Linked DNA regions of Homo sapiens: region 1 is linked to region 2. A link is an interaction called in ENCODE POLR2A ChIA-PET data of the cell type or tissue named here. Cell type or tissue: A673. All regions are shown on one strand. Links, peaks and the distances in the headings refer to the core of each region. The heading gives the core; the rest is flanking DNA.

What was found. Peaks named below come from ENCODE experiments on the same cell type or tissue, not always from the same donor. Only the 100,000 strongest peaks of a DNase experiment are listed, where the experiment ranks them.
Region 1: POLR2A ChIA-PET joins it to region 2 with 5 read pairs; 1 of 35 experiments calls an interaction of 5 or more read pairs at or near these places.

The regions. Positions count from the first base shown.
Region 1 is chr19:4,838,377-4,848,126 of GRCh38, reverse strand. It overlaps PLIN3 (perilipin 3), which reads left to right. Exons shown (of 8, transcript NM_005817.5): 6 at 237-436; 7 at 3,334-3,459; 8 at 8,591-9,750. The coding sequence ends at 8,935. Among named protein-coding and RNA genes, the nearest start is that of TICAM1, 12 kb to the right of the region's middle. RefSeq lists enhancers at 6,656-6,735, 7,156-7,375. In A673, for the core only: no CTCF peak of the experiment used is centred there; a DNase peak (open chromatin) is centred at 5,396.
Region 2 is chr19:3,424,127-3,433,876 of GRCh38, reverse strand. It overlaps NFIC (nuclear factor I C), which reads right to left. Exons shown (of 11, transcript NM_001245002.2): 3 at 8,700-8,771; 4 at 285-359. Among named protein-coding and RNA genes, the nearest start is that of SMIM24, 52 kb to the left of the region's middle. In A673, for the core only: a CTCF peak has its summit at 4,173 (motif pointing right); DNase peaks (open chromatin) are centred at 4,206 and 5,156; H3K4me3 peaks cover 541 bases; H3K27ac peaks cover 2,467 bases.

The DNA of each region.
Region 1 (9,750 bases), core at 772-8,771, 1.4 Mb before region 2:
CTGTAATCTCAGTTACTCGGGAGGCTGAGGCAGGATAATCACTTGAACCCGGGAGGCAGAGGTTGCAGTGAGCCGAGATGACACCACTGCACTCCAACCTGGGCGACAGAGCGAGACTCCATCTCTAAATAAATAAATAAATAAACTGGACAGTGTGATTCTTGGGACTGTCTGCATGGGACGAGCCCAGCTGTGTGTTCTGGTCTTCACAGAGACCCTTCTCCTTTTCCTTGCAGCCCGCATCGCCACATCCCTGGATGGCTTTGACGTCGCGTCCGTGCAGCAGCAGCGGCAGGAACAGAGCTACTTCGTACGTCTGGGCTCCCTGTCGGAGAGGCTGCGGCAGCACGCCTATGAGCACTCGCTGGGCAAGCTTCGAGCCACCAAGCAGAGGGCACAGGAGGCTCTGCTGCAGCTGTCGCAGGTCCTAAGCCTGGTGAGGTTCCAGGGGGTCGGGGCCCTGAGCCAGCAGCCTTCACCCCGCAGCAGACACCCACCCAGAGCTCAGTGGCTTATTGCTCACCCCTCTGCAGGCTGGCAGGGCCATTCCCGCTTGCTCCTGGCACTGTATCTGGTTGTACACTCATTTGCTCAGGATGCTGCCACAAACCACACTGTCTGGGGCCGGGCACAGTGGCTCACACCTCTTTGTGTGAGTCCCTCAAGTGCTTTGGGAGCCCAAGGCAGGAGGATCGCATGAGTCCAGGGGTTTGAGACCCACCTGGGCAATATAGCAAGACCCCATCTCTACAAAAAATAATTTAAAACAATTAGCTGGCTGTGGTGGTGCGTGCCTGTAATCTCAGCTACTTGGGAGGCTGAGGTGGGACGATTGCTTGAGCCCAGGAGTTGGAGGCTGCAGTGAGCTATGATTGTGCCACTGCACTGCAGCCTAGTCAACAGAGCAAGACCCCATCTCAAAAAAAAAAAAAAAATCGTGGCCAGGTGCGGTGGCTCATGCCTGTAATCCCAGCACTTTGGGAGGCTGAGGCGGGTGGATCACGAGGTCAGGAGTTCAAGACCAGCCTGGCCAACATGGTGAAACCCCATCTCTACTAAAAATACAAAAATTAGCCAGGTACAATGGCAGGCACCTGTAATCCCAGCTACTCAGGAGGCTGAGGCAGGAGAATCGCTTGAACCCGGGCGGCAGAGATTGCAGTGAGCCGAGATCATGCTACTGCTCTCCAGCCTGGGTGACAAGAGTGAGACTCCATCTCAAAAAAAAAAAAAAAAAATTCGTACTGTCTGGGAAATGTAAACAACAGATATTTATTTTCTCACATTTCTGGAGGCTGGAAGTCCAAGATCAGAGTGTCCTTCTGGGGCCTCTCTCCTTGACTCGTAGACAGCCATCTTCTCTCTGTGTATTCACGTGGTCGTCCCTTCCCTCTGTGTATGTCTGTGTCCTAATCTCTTTTTTTTCTTTGAACGGAGTCTCGCTCTGTTGCCCAGGCGGGAGTGTAGTGGTGCAATCTCAGATCACTGCAACCTCCACTTCCCGGGTTCAAGTGATTCTTGGGCCTCCACGTCCCGAGTAGCTGGGATCACAGGCACTTGCCACCATGCCTGGCTAATTTTTGTATTTTTAGTAGAGATGGGGTTTCACTATGTTGGCCGGGCTGGTCTCAAACTCCTGACCTCAAGTGATCCACCCACCTCAGCCTCCCAAAGTGCTGGGATTACAGACACGAGCCACCACGCACAGCTCTAATCTCCTTATTGAAGGAGACCAGCCCTTTATGGATTGGAGCCCACCCTAATGGATAGCTTCATTTACCTTTATGACGATTTTTTTTTTTTTTTTTCCAGAGACAGGGGCTCACTCTGTTGCCCAGGCTGGAGTGGATGATCATGGCTCACTGCAGCCTCTTAGGTGCACCCATCTTGGAGCATATGTCTGCCATCATTCCTCTTTATTTATTTTTCTTTTCTTTTTGTGGCGCGATCTCAGCTCACTGCAAGCTCCGCCTCCTGGGTTCATGCCATTCTCCTGCCTCAGCCTTCTGGTAGCTGGGACTACAGGCGCCGGCCACCATGCCTGGCTAATTTTCTTTTCTATTTTTAGTAGAGATGGGGTTTCACAGTGTTAGCCAGGATGGTCTTGATCTCCTGACCTCTTGATCCGCCCGCCTCGGCCTCCCAAAGTGCTGGAATTACAGGCGTGAGCCACCGCGCCCGGCCTTTTTTTTTTTTTTTTTGAGACGGAGTCTCGCTCTGTCACCCAGGCTGGAGTGCAGTGGCATGCAGTCTCTGCTCACTGCAAGCTCTGCCTCCTTGGTTCACACCATTCTCTTGCCTCAGCCTCCCGAGTAGCTGGGACTACAGGCGCCCACCACCACGCTGGGCTAATTTTTTGTATTTTTAGTAGAGATGGGGTTTCACCGTGTTAGCCAGGATGGTCTCGATCTCCTCACCTCGTGATCCACCCGCCTCGGCCTCCCAAAGTGCTGGGATTACAGGTGTGAGCCACTGCGCTCGGCCGACTATTTTTCTTTTCTCTTAAACTTTATGTAATATGTAGAGATGAGATGTCACTGTGTTGCCTATGCTGTTCTGGAGCTACTGAGCTCAACTGATCCAACCCCCTTGGCCTCCCAAAGCGCTGGGATTGCAGAAGTCAGCCTGCTTCGTTCCTTTGGAAGGCTGAGTCATATTTCATTACAAGCACTTTTTTTTGTTTTTTGTTTTTTGTTGTTTTGAGATAGAGTCTGGCTCTGTCACCCAGGCTGGAGTGCAGTGGCGCAATCTCAGCTCACTGCAACCTCCGCCTCCCAGGTTCAAGCGATTCTCGTGCCTCAGCCTCCTGAGTAGCTGGGACTACAGATGTGCACCACCACACCTGGCTAATTTTTGTATTTTTAGTAGAGACGGGGTTTCACCATGTTGGTTAGGCTGGTCTCGAACTCCTGAACTCAGGTGATCCACCCACCTCAACCTCCCAAAGTGCTGGGATTACAGGTGTGAGCCACCATGCCCAGCCTACAAGCACTTTTTAAGCCTTTGCTGGTTCCATCTGCTCATGTCCCATTGGCCAAAGCCAGCCACGTGTCCAGGCTCCCTTGCAAGCGCAGGAGAAATTGACACAATGGGAAGAGCTACAGGGGATGTGCAGCCCTTCTTTGCACCAACCACACAGAGCCTGAGTATGTCAATGATTAAACCAAAGGCCCCAGAGCTCACCGTAGCCAGGAAACCCTTCCTCCCTCCCTCCCTTTCTCTTTTCTAGACTGTCATGTAAGTCAGATGCTGGAAGGATTCCTTGGGTTCCTTCTGGAATCCCGTCTCTCCCAGGGGAGCCTCCTTCCCTCACTTCTCTCTCCCCTGCCCCAGATGGAAACTGTCAAGCAAGGCGTTGATCAGAAGCTGGTGGAAGGCCAGGAGAAGCTGCACCAGATGTGGCTCAGCTGGAACCAGAAGCAGCTCCAGGGCCCCGAGAAGGAGCCGCCCAAGCCAGAGGTACCCATGAGGGGACTGGGGGGTGGCCTAGGGTACTTGGAGTCCCGATGCCACTCTCTACACCTCTGCTTCATGGGCCTACCTGCTTCGAATGATTTCCCTAGCCTCACCTGCTTTTGGAAGCTAATGACACCTCCTTCAGGAAGCCTGCCTTGATTTCTCCTCTTGGGCATGCATAGGTATGGCTTCTGTTTTTTGTTTTGAGATGGAGTGTTGCTCTGTCACCCAGGCTGGAGTACAATGGCATGATCTTGGCTCACTGCAACCTCCACCTCCTGGGTTCGAGTGATTCTCCTGCCTCAGCCTCCCTAGTAGCTGGGATTACAGGCGCTCACCACCACGCCTGGCTAATTTTTTTGTATTTTTAGTAGAGACAGGGTTTCACCATGTTGGCCAGGCTGGTCTTGAACTCCTGACCTCAAGTGATCCGCCCTGCCCAGCCTCCCAAAGTGTTGGGATTACAAGCGTGAGCTACTGAGCCCGGCCCCTAGCAGCAACTTCTGACTAGTATTCTCCGGCCCCCTCCACTCTATCTCAAGCCTTGGCCTCTTGTGTTCTCTAATGGGTCTCGCTGCCTGTCCCACCACCCACTTAAGCTCCCCAGGGGCAAAGGAAGTTTGCAGTGAGCCGAGATCGCACCACTGCACTCCAGCCTGGGCAACAGAAGGAGATTCTGTCTCAAAAAACAGAAAATGTCCTGAAATTAGATGAAGGTAGTATTTGCCCAACCTTGTGAATGTATTAAAAACCAATGAATCGTACACTTCAAAGGGCGAGTTTTAGGGTGTGTGGATTATATATCAATTTTTGAAATAGTTGTTTATTTATCTTTGAGACAGGGTCTCACTCTGTTGCCCTGGCTGGAGTGCAGTGATGCCATCACAGGTCACTGTGGCCTCGCCATTGCAGGCTCAGGCAATCCTCTCGCCTCAGCCTCCCAAGTAGCTGGGAACACAGGCGTGTGCCACGATGCCTGGCTAATTTTTTTTTTAATTTTTAGTAGAGACAGGATCTCACTGTGTTGCCCAGGCTGGTCTTGAGCTCCTGGTGTCAAGCAATACTCCCACTTCAGCCTTCCAAAGCACTGGGATTACAGGCATGAGCCACCACACCCGACCCCAGATCAATTATTTATTTATTTATTTATTTATTTATTTTTTGAGATGGAGTCTCGCTCTGTCACCCAGGCTGGAGTGCAGTGGTGTAATCTCAGCTCACTACCAGCTCTGCCTCCCAGGTTCACGCCATTCTCCTGCCTCAGCCTCCCGAGTATCTGGGACTACAGGCGCCCGCCACCAGGCCCAGCTAATTTTTTTTGTATTTTTAGTAGAGACGCGATTTCACCGTGTTACCCGGGATGGTCTTGATCTGCTGACCTTGTGATCCGCCCGCCTCGGCCTCCCAAAGTGCTGGGATTACAGGCGTGAGCCACCGCACCCTGCCTATTTATTTATTTATTGCTCTGTTGCCCAGGCTGGAGTGCAGTGGCACAATCTCAGCTCACTGCAACCTCTGCCTCCTGGGTTCAAGTGGTTCTCCTGTCTCCACCTCCCCAGTAGATGGGATTACAGGCATGCGTCACCACGCCCGGCTAATTTTTGTACTTTTTAGTAGACACGGGGTTTCGCCATGTTGGCCAGGCTGGTCTCAAACTCCTGACCGCAGGTGATCCGCCCACATCGGCCTCCCAAAGTGCTGGTATTACAGGCGTGAGCCACCGTGCCCGGACCCAGATCGATTTTTTAAAAACTGAAATGAGATCATATCAAAAGCACATAGTAAGGGCTACAAAAGTGACATGCATAAAGATATGGTGAATATCTCTATAAATGCAAATTGTTCGGGAGGCAGAACTAGACCACCTGCTGCCTAAAACTGTCTCCTGTTTCCCCGACTGCTAAGCACAGCAGCCAGAATGACTTTTCAAATGAAAAAACCAGATCTTATCTCTCTCACGTGGGCACTCTCCCGTAATCCCTCGCTCAAGTCCAGAGTCCTCCAGCTGCCAGGGCTCTGGGCAAAACCCTACCTCCCAGTGTGTGCCTTTTTTTTTTTTTTTTTTTTTTTTGAGATAGAGTCTCACTCTGTCACCCTGGCTGGAGTGCAATGTCATGATCTCGGCTCACTGCAACCTCTGCCTCCCGGGTTCAAGCGATTCTCCTGCCTCAGCCTCCCGAGTAGCTGAGACTACAGGCACCTGCCACCACGCCCAGCTAATTTGATTTATTTATTTATTTTTGAGACAGAGTCTCACTCCGTCACCCAAGCTGGAGTGCAGTGGCGTGATCTTGACTCACTGCAGCCTCCACCTCCTGGGTTCAAGCAATTTTCCTGCCTCAGTCTCCCAAGTAGCTGGGATTACAGGCGCCTGCAACCACACCCAGCTAATTTTTTTGTATTTTTAGTAGAGACAGGGTTCTGTCATGTTTGCCAGGCTGGTCTAGAACTCCTAACCTCAAGTTATCCACCCGTCTTGGCCCCCCAAAGTGCTGGGATTACAGGCCTGACCCACTGCGCCCGGCCTAATTTTTGTATTTTTAGTAGAGATGGGGTCTCACCATGTTGGCCAGGCTGGTCTCGAACCCTGTCTGTGCTCATCTCACTCTCTGGCCAAGGAAATTTTCAAGGACCTGATTTCAACTATGTTCTCCCCGGATGGTTTACAACTTCTGCCTAGAAAGTTCTTCCAGGCTGTCCCAGCCTGGCTTCCACTTTTTGTTTTTTAACAGCTTTTTTTTTTCTTTTTTTTTTTTTTTTTTTTTTGAGATGGAGTCTCGCTCTGTCGCCCAGGCTGGAGTGCAGTGACGCGATTTCGGCTCACTGCAAGCTCCGCCTCCCGGATTCACGCCATTCTCCTGCCTCAGCCTCCTAAGTAACTAGGACTACAGGCTCCCGCCACCATGCCCAGCTAATTTTTTTGTGTTTTTTTAGTAGAGATGGGGTTTCACCATGTTAGCCAGGATGGTCCCGATCGTCCTGACCTCATGATCCACCCTCCTCGGCCTCCCAAAGTGCTGGGGATTACAGGGGTGAGCCACCGCACCCAGCCTTTTTTTTTTTTTTAACAGTTTTATTGAGATCTCATTTGCATACCATACAAGTCACGCATTTAAAGCATACACATCGCTGGTTCTCAGCATTGTGCAACTATCCCTATCTCATCTCATGCCCCTAAAAAGAAACCCTTTTCCCATCAGCAGTCACTGCCCCATTTCCTCCTCCTCCCAACCACGTATCCCCTCCTGTCTCTGGATGGGCCTGTCCTGGACATTTCATAGAAATGGGATCACACCCTGTTTGGCCTTTTGTGTCCGGCTTCTCGCGCTGAGCGTGACGTCCTTAGGGCTCACCCATGCTGTGGCCTGGGTCAGAGCCCCATGACGTTCCATGGCTGAGTCACATTCTGTTGTATGGGTGGATCACATTCTGTTCACCCATTTATCAACCGAAGGACACTTGAGTCGTTTCTACTTTTTGCTGTGCCCCTGTGTGCATGTCTTTGTGTGTGGACGTATGTTTCCGTTTCTCTTGTGCACACACCCACAACTAGAATTGCCGAGTCATATGATGATTCTATGGTTTAACATTTTGAGTAACCGCTAGACTGTTTTCCAAAGTAACTATACCACCAGCAATACACGAGGCTTCCAATTTCTCCGCCTCTTGACTGACAGTGGGTATCATCTGATAGCCTCTGGGGTTTTTGTTTGTTTGTTTGTTTTTGAGACAGAGTCTCGCTCTGTTGCCCAGGCTGGAGTGCAATGGCATGATCTTGGCTCACTGCAACCTCCGCCTCCTGGGTGCAAGCAGTTCTTCTGCCTCAGCTTCCTGTGTAGCTGGGATTATAGGCACATGCCACCACACCCGGCTAATTTTGTATCTTTAGTAGAAATGCGGGTTTCGCCATGTTGGTCAGGCTGAACTCCTGACCTCGGTGATCCACGCACCTTGGCCTCCCAAAGTGCTGGGATTACAGGCATGAGCCACCATGCCAGGCCTCCTTATGGTTTTGATTTGCATTTCCTCAATGACTTATAAGGTCAAACAGCTTTTCATGTGCTCTCCCTATATCTTCTTTGGTGATTTGTCTATGCCCTTTAAAGAATTTGACTAGTGGCCAAATGCAGTGGCTCGTGCCTGTAATTCCAGCATTTTGGGAGGCTGAAGTGGGCAGGTCACTTGGGCCCAGGAGTTTAAGACCTGGGCAACTTAGTGAGATCCTGGCTCTACAGAAAATTTTAAAAATGTAGCTGGGCGTGGTAGTGAGTGCCTGTAGTCAGGCAGGCTGAAATGAGAGGATAACTTGAGCTCAGGAGTTACAGGCTGTAGTAAGCTATGATCACGCCACTGCACTCCAGCCTGGGCGACAAAGTGAGATCCTGTTTCTAATTAAAAGAAAAGAGTCTGGGCGCGGTGGTTCATGCCTGTAATCTCAGTACTTTGGGAGGCCAAGGAGGGCCGATCACTTGAGGTAGAGTTCAAGACCAGCCTGGCCAACATGGTGAAACCCCATCTGTACTAAAAATGCAAAAGTTAGACGGGCGTGGTGGCACGCGCCTGTAGTCCTAGCTATTCGGGAGGCTGAGGTAGGAGAATCGCTTGAACCTGGGAGGCGGAGGTTGCAGTGAGCCAAAATCATGCCACTGCACGCCAACCTGGGCAACAGAGCAAGACTCTATCTCAAAAAAAAAAAAAAAAAAAAGGGCCGGGCACGGTGGCTCACGCTTGTAATCCCAGCATTTTGGGAGGCCAAGGCAGGCGGATCACGAGGTCAGGAGATCAAGACCATCCTGGCTAACACGGTGAAACCCCGTCTCTACTAAAAATACAAAAAATTAGCCTGGCGTGGTGGTGGGCGCCTGTAGTCCCAGCTACTCGGGAGGCTGAGGCAGGAGAATGGCGCGAACCTGAGAGGCGGAGCTTGCAGTGAGTTGAGATTGTGCCACTGCACTCCAGCCTGGGCGACAGGGCGAGACTCCGTCTCAAAAAAAAAAAAAAAAGTTTCGCCTATGGAAAGCGTTTGCCCCAAGGTCAGTGGTAGAACCCCTCTTCCCCTCTTTCCCTGGCTTCAGCTCCGATCGCCTTTCCTGAAACAAATGGTCCTGATTGGTGTCCCCATCTCCCTTCTCAGCAGGTCGAGTCCCGGGCGCTCACCATGTTCCGGGACATTGCCCAGCAACTGCAGGCCACCTGTACCTCCCTGGGGTCCAGCATTCAGGGCCTCCCCACCAATGTGAAGGACCAGGTGCAGCAGGCCCGCCGCCAGGTGGAGGACCTCCAGGCCACGTTTTCCAGCATCCACTCCTTCCAGGACCTGTCCAGCAGCATTCTGGCCCAGAGCCGTGAGCGTGTCGCCAGCGCCCGCGAGGCCCTGGACCACATGGTGGAATATGTGGCCCAGAACACACCTGTCACGTGGCTCGTGGGACCCTTTGCCCCTGGAATCACTGAGAAAGCCCCGGAGGAGAAGAAGTAGGGGGAGAGGAGAGGACTCAGCGGGCCCCGTCTCTATAATGCAGCTGTGCTCTGGAGTCCTCAACCCGGGGCTCATTTCAAACTTATTTTCTAGCCACTCCTCCCAGCTCTTCTGTGCTGTCCACTTGGGAAGCTAAGGCTCTCAAAACGGGCATCACCCAGTTGACCCATCTCTCAGCCTCTCTGAGCTTGGAAGAAGCCTGTTCTGAGCCTCACCCTATCAGTCAGTAGAGAGAGATGTCCAGAAAAAATATCTTTCAGGAAAGTTCTCCCCTGCAGAATTTTTTTTCCTTGTTAAATATCAGGAATATAGGCCGGGTGCGGTGGCTCACACCTGTAATCCCAGCACTTTGGGAGGCTGAGGCGGGCGGAACACCTGAGGTCAGGTGTTCGAGACCAGCCAGGCCAACATGGTGAAACCCCGTCTCTACTAAAAATACAAAAAAAAATGAGCCGGGCATGGTAGCAGGTGTCTGTTATCCCAGTTAGGAGGCTGAGGCAAGAGAATCTCTTGAACCTGAGAGGCGGAGGTTGCAGTGAGCCAAGATCGCGCCATTGCACTCCAGCCTGGGGGACAAGAGTGAGACTTAGTCTCAAAAAAAAAAAAAAAGAAAAAAAAATCAGGGATATAGTTCATATCCCACTTCTTTGTTTACACCGATGTCCCTGAATATCAGCCTGTAGCTAATGGACTTGGGATTTCTGGTCTAAGTGGGCCTCCTGGGGATGGGGTGGTACACTGAGCTTCTGAGCCTCATTGTAGAGTAGAAAGGTACTGGGGCCTGTGTGGTAAGCCTTGTTGAAATGCTCTGGTAT
Region 2 (9,750 bases), core at 991-8,990:
TGGGACAGGACAGTGGAGGCCCCAGGGAGGAGGAGGGATGCTGGGGCAGAAGTTTCCTTAGTTGCCATCCAGCATTTAGATTCTGTTTCCTGGAGAGGTGGGAGGGAGCCCTGACCTTGGGCTCTGGGAAGGGCCTGGCCACCTCCCTTTCTAGGAACCTTGGCTTAGTGACACAGGGGGTTGTCTGGAAAGGACAAGGAGTAGGGTGAGGGGGGTGGGCTCCTTCCTCCCTGCGGCCCCCTCCCCTCTCCAAGACCCAGCTCAGGGCTGACGGGAACACTCACTCCGGGACACTTGGATGAGCTCAGTGACGCTGAACACGCCGGAGGTGACAAAGCTCTCCTGGAAGTCGGTCGTGTCTGGAACAGGAAGACAGCGGGGTCAGTAGGCTGAGCTGGGCCTGTTTCCCTTCCCCACACTCCAGGGCTGCCTGGACTCCTGGGGGCTGGCCCGAGCCTGGACGTTCCCCCTGTCCATCCTGTGCTGTGGGGGAATGACAGCTCCAGTCTGATGGGGAAGGCCCCGTGGGGGGTCCTTGTCCAGTGTGGGCCTTCACACAGCCTTCATCCGGGTTCCCCCATGCTGTGGAATGCTGCATTCAAGTGAACAGCAGGCCGGGCGCAGTGGCTCATGCCTGTAATCCCAGCACTGTGGGAGGCCGAGGCAGGAGGAACGCTTGAGCTCAGGACTTCAAGACCAGCCTGGGGAACACAGCGAGACCCCATCTCTACAAAAAGTGTTAAAATTAGCCAGGTGTTGTGGTCCGTGCCTGTAGTCCCAGCTACTCAGGAGGCTGAGGCTGGAGGATCACTTGAGCCTGGGAGGTGGAGGCCGCAATGAACCATTGTTGTGCCACTGCACTCCAGCCTGGGAAACAGGGCGACACCCTCTCTTAAAAAACGAGTGGAGCCGGGTGCGGTGGCTCACGTCTGTAATCCCAGCACTTTGGGAGGCCGAGGCGGGAGGATCACAGGTCAGGAGATGGAGACCATCCTGGCTAACACAGTGAAACCCTGTCTCCTAAAAATACAAAAATTAGCCGGGCGTGGTGGCAGGCGCCTGTAGTCCCAGCTACCTGGGAGGCTGAGGCAGGAGAATGGTGTGAACCCGAGAGGTGGAGCTTGCAGTGAGCCGAGATTGCGCCACTGCACTCCATCCAGCCTGGGCAACAGAGCAAGACTCCATCTCAAAAAAAAAAAAAAAAAAGAGCGGAAAGCGGAGGCCTGGGCTCACATCGGCTCCATCACCTGCCTCGGTGTGTGATCTGGGGCAGGTCACTTTCCCTCTCTCAGCCTCCAAGTTTCCCTAATTGCAAAAGTGAAACCATCAATCCCATCATCGGGGTTGTCGTGAGATCTGTATCCAACTGCCTGGGAGGGGCAGCTGGCTTGCTTTACACACTGTCACCCTTCGAGATACTCTGGCTTCTTGTTCTTCTCCCCTTCAGACTGGGAGGTCCGTGTGGGCAGGGATGTCTGTCTGCCCCGACCCTGCAGTGTCCTTCGTGCCTAGACCAGAGCTTGGCACCCAGCAATGGGTCAGTTAAAATGGGGGGTTGAATGGGAGGCCCACAAGCCGCAGTTAAAACCCTCAGTGTCCCCAGCATTGCTCCTACCTAATATTAAAGGAAGGGAGACTGTCCTCTCGACTGGAGTGGTTTGGACCCATTTCACAGATTTGGAAATCGAAGTTGTCCCCGAGAGGTCGGGAGCCTTGGCCAACCTCAGACAGCTTGGGGACAGCCCTGTCCTGCCCTCGGACGCCCTTGTAGGAGGGATTCATGGACTCAACAGGCGTTTACTAAGCATCCACAGTGTCTGATTCTGAGCTGGGCCCCGGCACAGCAGGAGATGATACAGGCTGAAGCAGTTGCCCCTGTGAGACTCAAAGTCCAGTGTGAGCGACAGACAGCAGCCAAGATTAATAGGTCAGCAAAAGTCCACGAATGTTCCTAGCAGCACTGTTCACCACAGCTCAAACTGGAAAGCCACCCAAATGTCCCTTCAAAAGATGAAGAGATAAACACAGCGTGGTCTAGCCACACACTGGAATAGGACTCAGCCGTGAAAAGGATGCCGGGCGTGGTGGCTCATGCCTGTAATCCCGGCACTTTGGGAAGCTGAGGTGGGTGGATCTCGTGAGCTCAGGAGTTTGAGATCAGCCCGGGCAACATGGCGAAACCCTGTGTCTACAAAAAATACGAAAATTAGCTGGGTATGGTGGCTTGTGCCTATAGTCCCAGCACTTTGGGAAGCTGAGGCAGGTGGATCACTTGAGCCCCAGAGTTTGAGACGGGACTGGGCAACATGGCGAAACCCCATCCCTACAAAAAGTACAAAAATTAGCTGGGCGTGGTGGTGCACACCTGTAGTCCCAGCTACTTGGGAGGCCGAGGCGGGAGGATAGCTCGAGCCCTGGAGGTTGAGGCTGCAGTGAGCTATGATTGCACCACTGCACTCCAGCCTCGGGGACAGAGCAAGACCCTGTCTCAAAAAAAAAAAAAAAAAAAAAAAAAAGAAGAAGGAAAAGAAAAAGAATGAGGCCTTGGGCTGGGCGCAGTAGTGGTAGCTCACACCTGTAATCCCAGCACTTTGGGAGGCTGAGGCAGGTGGATCACCTGAGCTCAGGGGTTCAAGACCAGCCTGGCCAACATGGTGAAACCCCATCTCTACTAAAAATACAAAAATTAGCCGGGCATGGTGGCGGGCACCTGTAGTCCCAGCTACAGGCCGAGATCGCGACATTGCACTCCAGCCTGGGCATCAGAGTGAGACTTCATCTCAAAACCAGTAAATAAATAAAAATAAAAGAACGAGGCTCTGACACAGGCTACAACATGGATGCACCTTGAGGACATCATTCAGTGAGGGACACCAGAGACAAAAGGCCACACAGTGTGTGATGCCATTTCTTTCTTTCTTTTTCTTTTCTTTTTTTTTTTTTTTGAGACGGAGTCTCACTCTGTCGCCCAGGCTGGAGTGCAGTGGCGCAATCTTGGCTCACTGCAACCTATGCCTCCCAGGTTCAAGCGATTCTCCTGTCTCAGCCTCCCAAGTAGCTGGGATTACAAGTACCTGCCACAGTGCCTGTCTAAATTTTGGATTTTTAATAGAGACGGGGTTTCACCATCTTGGTCCGGCTGGTCTCGAACTCCTGACCACATGATCCACCCACCTTGGCCTCCCAAAGTGCTGGGATTACAGGCATGAGCCATTTCACTGAAATGTCCAGGACAGGCCAAGCCACAGAGACAAGAAGGGGATGCGTGGGCACCAGGGCTGGGAGAGGAGACAGGGAGTGGTGGCTGATGGGGATGGGGTTTCTTTTAGGGGGGATGAAATGTTCTGGAATTAGGCCAGGCTCGGCGGCTCACATCTGTAATCCCAGCACTTTGGAAGGCTGAGGCAAGAGAATCACTTAAGGTCAAGAGTTCGAGACCAGCCTGGCCAACATGGTGAAACTCCATCTCTACTGAAAATACAAAAAATTAGCCGGGTGTGGTGGCATGTGCCTATGATCCCAGCTACTTGGGAGGCTGAGCCATGAGAATTGCTTGAACCAGGAAGGTGGAGGTTGCAGTGAGCCGAGATTGCGCCACTGCACTCCAGCCTGGGGGTAAAAAAAAAAAAAAAGAAAGGTTCTGGAATTAGATAGAGGTGAATGTACTTAGTGCACTTTGACTTGGACACTTAAAAATGGCTAAAATGATGCATTGTACATCATGCACATTTTACTACAAATTAAAAGCTCATTAAGTCAAATGCGAGGTGCATCAGCCTGTGGTAAGGCAGGCGGCTGGTGGGGAACTAGCTAGGGTGGGGAGGGAGGCTATTTTACACCCAGGGCTCAGAGAAAGCCTGACCGAGATGGTGGCATTTTACAGACCTCAAGATGAGACTGGATAAGAGGAAGGAACTTGTTAAAATCTGCAAAGCTCCGAGAACAGCGCCTGGCAACCGCCCCGTGACTGTTGGCTTCTCCGATGGGGATGATGTTTCATCACCTCCCTGAGGGCCACGATGTTCCCGGCACTGGGAACAGCCCGTGCAAAGGCCTCCGGGTAGAAATGCACTTGGCAAGTTGCAGGCCAGCAGGGTTGGAGTGGAAAGAGCCAGGGAGCCTGGTAGGTTTGGAGGTGGGACAGGCTCTTGGCTTTTGGGTGGCGGTGGGAGCAGTTCCTCTCCCGGCCCCCAGGGGGCAGCACGGACTGCAGGGAGCTCAGGGCTGTGTCCAGTTCTGCAGACCCAAACCCCCGCCAGTCCCCCTGTTACAATCTTTCTTTTTTAGAGACAGAATTTTGCTCTGTTGCCCAGGCTCGAGTGCAGCGGTGCAATCATAGCTCACTGCAGCCTCGAACTCCTGGGCTGAAGTGATGCTCCTGCCTCAGCCTCCCAAGTAGCTGGGACTACAGGCACGCATCACCACCCTTGGCTAATTTTTGTATTATTATTATTACTTTTTGTAGAGATAGGGTCTTGCTATGTTACCCAGGCTGGTCTCAAACTCCTGGGCTCAGGCGATCCTCCCACCTCAGCCTCCCAAGTAGCTGGGATTACAGGCATGCACCTCCGTGTTTGGCTAGTGTGTGTGTGTGTGTGTGTGTGTGTGTGTGTGTGTGTGTGTATATATTTTTTTTTTTTTTTTTGGGGTAGAGATAGGGTCTTGCTATATTACCCAGGCTGGTCTTGAACTCCTGGGGCTAGTGTGTGTGTGTGTGTGTGTGTGTGTGTGTGTGTGTGTATATTTTTTTTTTGGGTAGAGATAGGGTCTTGCTATATTACCCAGGCTGGTCTTGAACTCCTGGGCTCAAGCGATCCTCCCGCTTCAGCCTCCCAAAGTGCTGGGATTGCAGGCGTGAGCCACCGCACCCGGCCCCCTGTTACAGTCATTTGCTGAGTGAAGGCAATGAACCAACCCTGCCCCGCGCTGGGAGGTTCAGGGCCACGCATTCTGAAGAGGACAGAGCGGTGGCCCCCGAGTGTCCAGGAGAAGTGGCCAGAGCCGTTTCCTGCTGACCCAGCTGGCCAGCTGGTGTCAGCACGCCCCCTCCGCCTCCCCCGACCGGGGTTTCCTGTTTGTGCAGCGCCTGCTCAGCTCCATCTCTGGGGGACTCCCTGGCGAGCTGGGAGGACGTGATTTCCTCTACCAGACGCCCAAGCTCCCCAGGGGACCAGGCCAAGCGCCGCTGCCCCCACCTCCCTCCAACATCTGGCTTGGAGAGAGGCGTCTGGGGATCACAGGAGGCCGCGGAGGACCCGGGTCACAGACGGAGGAGTCACCGGGGGCCAGTGAGGAGTGGCCTCAGGCCTGTGAACCTCCGAGAACCTTCCAGCCTCCCTGTGCATGCCTGTTCCGGTCCTTCCAAGAAGGACGCCTCACCCACTCGCTTTCTCTTCCTTCCTTCTTTTCCTTTCCTTTTTTTTTTTTGAGACAGTCTCACTCTATCCCCCAGGCTGGAGTGCAGTGGCGTGATCTCGGCTCACTGCAACCTCCGCCTCCTCCTGGGTTCAAGCAATTCTCCTGCGTCAGCCTCCCGTGTCCTCCTAGTACAGATGGGGTTTCGCCATGTTGGCCAGGCTGGTCTTGAACTCCTGACCTCAGGTCATCCACCTGACTCGGCCTCCCAAAGTACTGGGATTACAGGTGTAAGCCACTGCGCCCTGGCCCCTTCCTTCTTTTTCTTTTCTTTTCTTTTTTTTTTTTTTGAGACGGAGTTTTTACTCTTGTTGCCCAGGCTAGAGTGCAATGGCGCGATCTCAGCTCACTGCAACCTCTGTCTCCCGGGTTCAAGCAATTCTCCTGCCTCAGCCTCTCGGGTAGCTGGGATTACAGGCATGTGCCTCCACGCCTGGCTAATTTTTGTATATTCAGTAGAGACAGGGTTTCTCCATGTTGATCAGGCTAGTCTCAAACTCCTGACCTCAGGTGATCCACCCACCTCAGTCCCCCAAAGTGCTGGGATTACAGGCGTAAGCCCCCGCACCCGGCCCTTCTTTTTCTCTCTCTCTTTCTTTTCTTTCTTTCTTTCCTTCTTTCTTCTTCTTCTTTTTTTTTTTTTTTTTTGACAGAGTCTCGCTGTGTCGCCCAGGGTGCACAATCTCGGCTCACCACAACCTCTGCCTCCTGGGTTCAAGCGATTCTCCTGCCTCAGCCTCCCGACTAGCTGGGATTATAGGTGTGTGCCAACATGCCCGACTAATTTTTGTATTTTTAGTAGAGACGGTTTCACCATGTTGGTCAGGCTGGTCTCGAACTCCTGACCTCAGGTGATCCACCTGCCTTGGCCTCCCAAAGTGCTGGGATTACAGGCGTGAGCCACCGCACTTGGCCCCTTCCTTCTTTTTCATCTCTCCTCCTTCCTCTCCCCATATATCCTCTCTTGTCTTCTTCTCTCTGCTTCATCCCTCCCTCTCTCCTTCTTTTCTTTCTACAAGTATTTATTGAGCACCCACTCTGCATCAGGCCCCATTCTAAGCCCTGAGGGCACAACAGAGATGTAGACAGACAAAGCCTCTGCCCTGGAGGAGGTGACATTCCACTGGGGAGATGAGCAGACACCCGTGCAGTCACTAAACAACTAAGCAAATCCATAGGCAATCACTAACTTCCTCTGAAGGAAAGAAAACAGAGGGCTGAGACTGAGGGTAGCCAGGCTGGGCGCGGTGGCTCATGCCTGTAATCCCAGCACTTTGGGAGGCCGAGGCGGGTGCATCACAGGGTCAGGAGATCGAGACCATCCTGGCTACCACGGTGAAACCCCATCTCTACTAAAAGTACAAAAAATTACCCGGGTGTGGTGGTGGGCGCCTGTAGTCCCAGCTACTCGGGAGGCTGAGGCAGGAGAATGGCGTGAACCTAGGAGGCGGGGATGGCAGTGAGCCGAGATTGCGCCATTGCACTCTAGCCTGGGCGACAGAGCCTGACTCTGTCTCAAAAAAAAAAAAAAAAAAAGATTGAGGGTAGCCAGAGGCTGCTTATGCTGAAGGGGTTTAGGGTAGACCTCTCTGAGAAGGGGGCATTTGAGCTGAGACCAGGGGAGATCTGGAGAGAACAAGCGAGCAGTTAGTTGGCTGTTTAGACAGAGGTAACAGAATGTGCAGCGGCCCTGAGGCAGGACTGGGTCTGGTGCACTGGAGGAACGGCGAGGAGGTCTGTGTGGCTGGGAGTGGACGACGGGGAGAGAGGGAGGAGGGGAGGACAGGGCAGGGATGGGACAGGTTGTGCAGGGCCTTGTGGGCCACAGGGAGGACCTGGGCTTTTACCCCAAGAGAGGTGGGAGCCGTGGATGGCTGTGCGCAGAGGAGGGACGGGCCCTGACTTGGGGGCTCACAGGTGTCCTCTGGCCATAGTGAGAAGGACAAATGGTGGGGGCCAAGGGCAGGAGCTGGGGGCTAGGATGGAAGTGACTGCTCTGGTCTAAGTGAGGTTAATTTTCCCACTTCCTATCCCTACAACATAGAATTACACTGTCCTACCCATCTATTAGACGCCCCATGAGGGCTGGGTGTGGTGGCTCACACCTATGATCCCAGCGCTTTGGGAAGCCAAGACAGGAGGATCACTTGAGCTCAGGAGTTTGAGACCAGTCTGAGCAACATAGTGAGACTCTGTCTCTACAAAAATATTTAAAAAATTAAAAAAAAAAGCCAGGCGCGGTGGCTCATGCCTGTAATCCCAGTACTTCGGGAGGCCGAGGTGGGTGGATCACGAGGTCAGGAGTTTGAGACCAGCCTGGCCAACATGGTGAAACCCCATCTCTACTAAAAATACAAAAATTAGCCAGCCGTGGTGGCACACACCTGTAATCCCAGCTACTCAGGAGGCTGAGGCAGGAGAGTTGCTTGAACCCAGGAGATGGAGGATGCAGTGAGCCGAGATCGCGCCACTGCACTCTAGCCTGGGCGACAGAGTGATACTCCATCTCAAAAAAAAAAAAAAAAAAAAAAAAAAAAAAAAAAGCCAGGCATGGTGGTGCACACCTGTAGTCCCAGCTACTTGAGAGGCTAAGGCAGGAGGATCGCTTGAGCCTAGCTGGTCCAGGCTGCAGTGAGCTAGGATGGTGTCACTGCACTCCAGCCTGGGCAGCAGCGTGAGACCGTTTCTAAGACAAACAAACAGGCCGGGCACGGTGGCTCATGCCTGTAATCCCAGCACTTTGGGAGGCCGAGGTAGGCGGATCACCTGAGGTCAGGAGTTCAAGACCGACCTGGCCAACATGGTGAAACCCCGTCTCTACTAAAAATACAAAAATTAGCCGGGTGTGGTGGCAGGTACCTGTAATCCCAGCTACTTGGGAGACTGAGGCAGGAGAATCACTTGAACCCGGGAAGCGGAGCTTGCAGTGAGCTGAGATTGTGCCACTGCACTCCAGCCTGGATGACAGAGCGAGACTCCATCTCAAAATAAATAAATGAATGAAAACAAAACAAAACAAACAAAAACCCTCAAACGTCCCATGGGACCGTAGAACCCTCTGGGGTCTCCCATGGGGTGAGCACCTCAGAGCCCAGAAGCTGGGAGCTCAGAGTCGTGGGTTCCAACCCAGCTCCCTGGTAGCCCCTGGACAGGCCCCTTAACCTCTCCGAGCCTCAGTCTGCTCATCTGTAAAACGAGTGGTGCCAAGCAAATGATTCCCAAATAAAAGACGAGGACAGGGCTGCGCCCTCCGCCCTTCACCGCCACGCTGCCCCCAGACTCACCCAGCGTGATGGGCTTGCTGTCCTCCTGGTCAGAGCCCATCCCTGTCCGGGGACTGCCGCTTTGCTCTGCATCTGCAAAGAGAGGGAAGAAACACTGGTGGCATCACAGAGACCCCACCCCAGGAGCAGATGAAGTGTCGATGCTGGTGGCCCCAGTCCTGGGCTGGGCCAGTGCTATGGAGACAAACAGTGGCCCCAAAACACACCCAGGCCCTGGGGTCTCTCTTTGGGCCCTTCCCTTGGCTGCTGCCCTAGAGGGTCACAGACATCTGGCCAGGCACCCTGCAGACACCAGCTAGGCCCTGTGAGCGCCAGTGTACCCGTATGTTGGGTAAGCCCTCCGCTTCTGCAGGGGCGGCTCAGTCGTGGGTAAGAACTTAGACACCTGGAATCTTAACAGACTGATGTTCAAATCCCAGCTGTGCCGCTTTCTTGCTGTGCGACCCTGAGCAAGTCGCTTGCCTTCTCTGAGCCTCATCTGTAAAATGAAGTTCAGGCCGGGCACGGTGGCTCACGCCTGTAATCCTAGCACTTTGGGAGGCCAAGGGAGGCAGATCACCTGAGGTCAGGGTCAGGAGTTTGAGACCAGACTGGCCAACATGGTGAAACCCCATCTCTACTAAAAGTACAAAAACTAGCCAGGTGTGGTGATGCGTACCTGTAATCCCAGCTACTTGGGAGACTGAGACAGGAGAATCGCTTTAGCCTCGGAGGCGGAGGTTGCAGTGAGCCAGGATTGCACCACTGCAGTCCAGTCTGGGCGACTGGAGTTGGAGGCCAGCCTGAGCAACATAGCAAGTCCCCATCTCAGAAAATGAAATTAAGCAACAACAAAAAAATAAAACAAAACGGCCAGGCACGGTGGCTCACACCTGTAATCCCAGCACTTTGGGAGGCCAAGGCAGGAAAATCACTTGAGGTCAGGAGTTGAAGACCAGCCTGGCTAACATGGCAAAACCCCGTCTCTACTAAAAATATAAAAATTAGCCGGGCATGGTGGCACGCTCCTGGAATCCCAGCTACTCAGGAGGCTGAGTCAGGAGAATCGCTT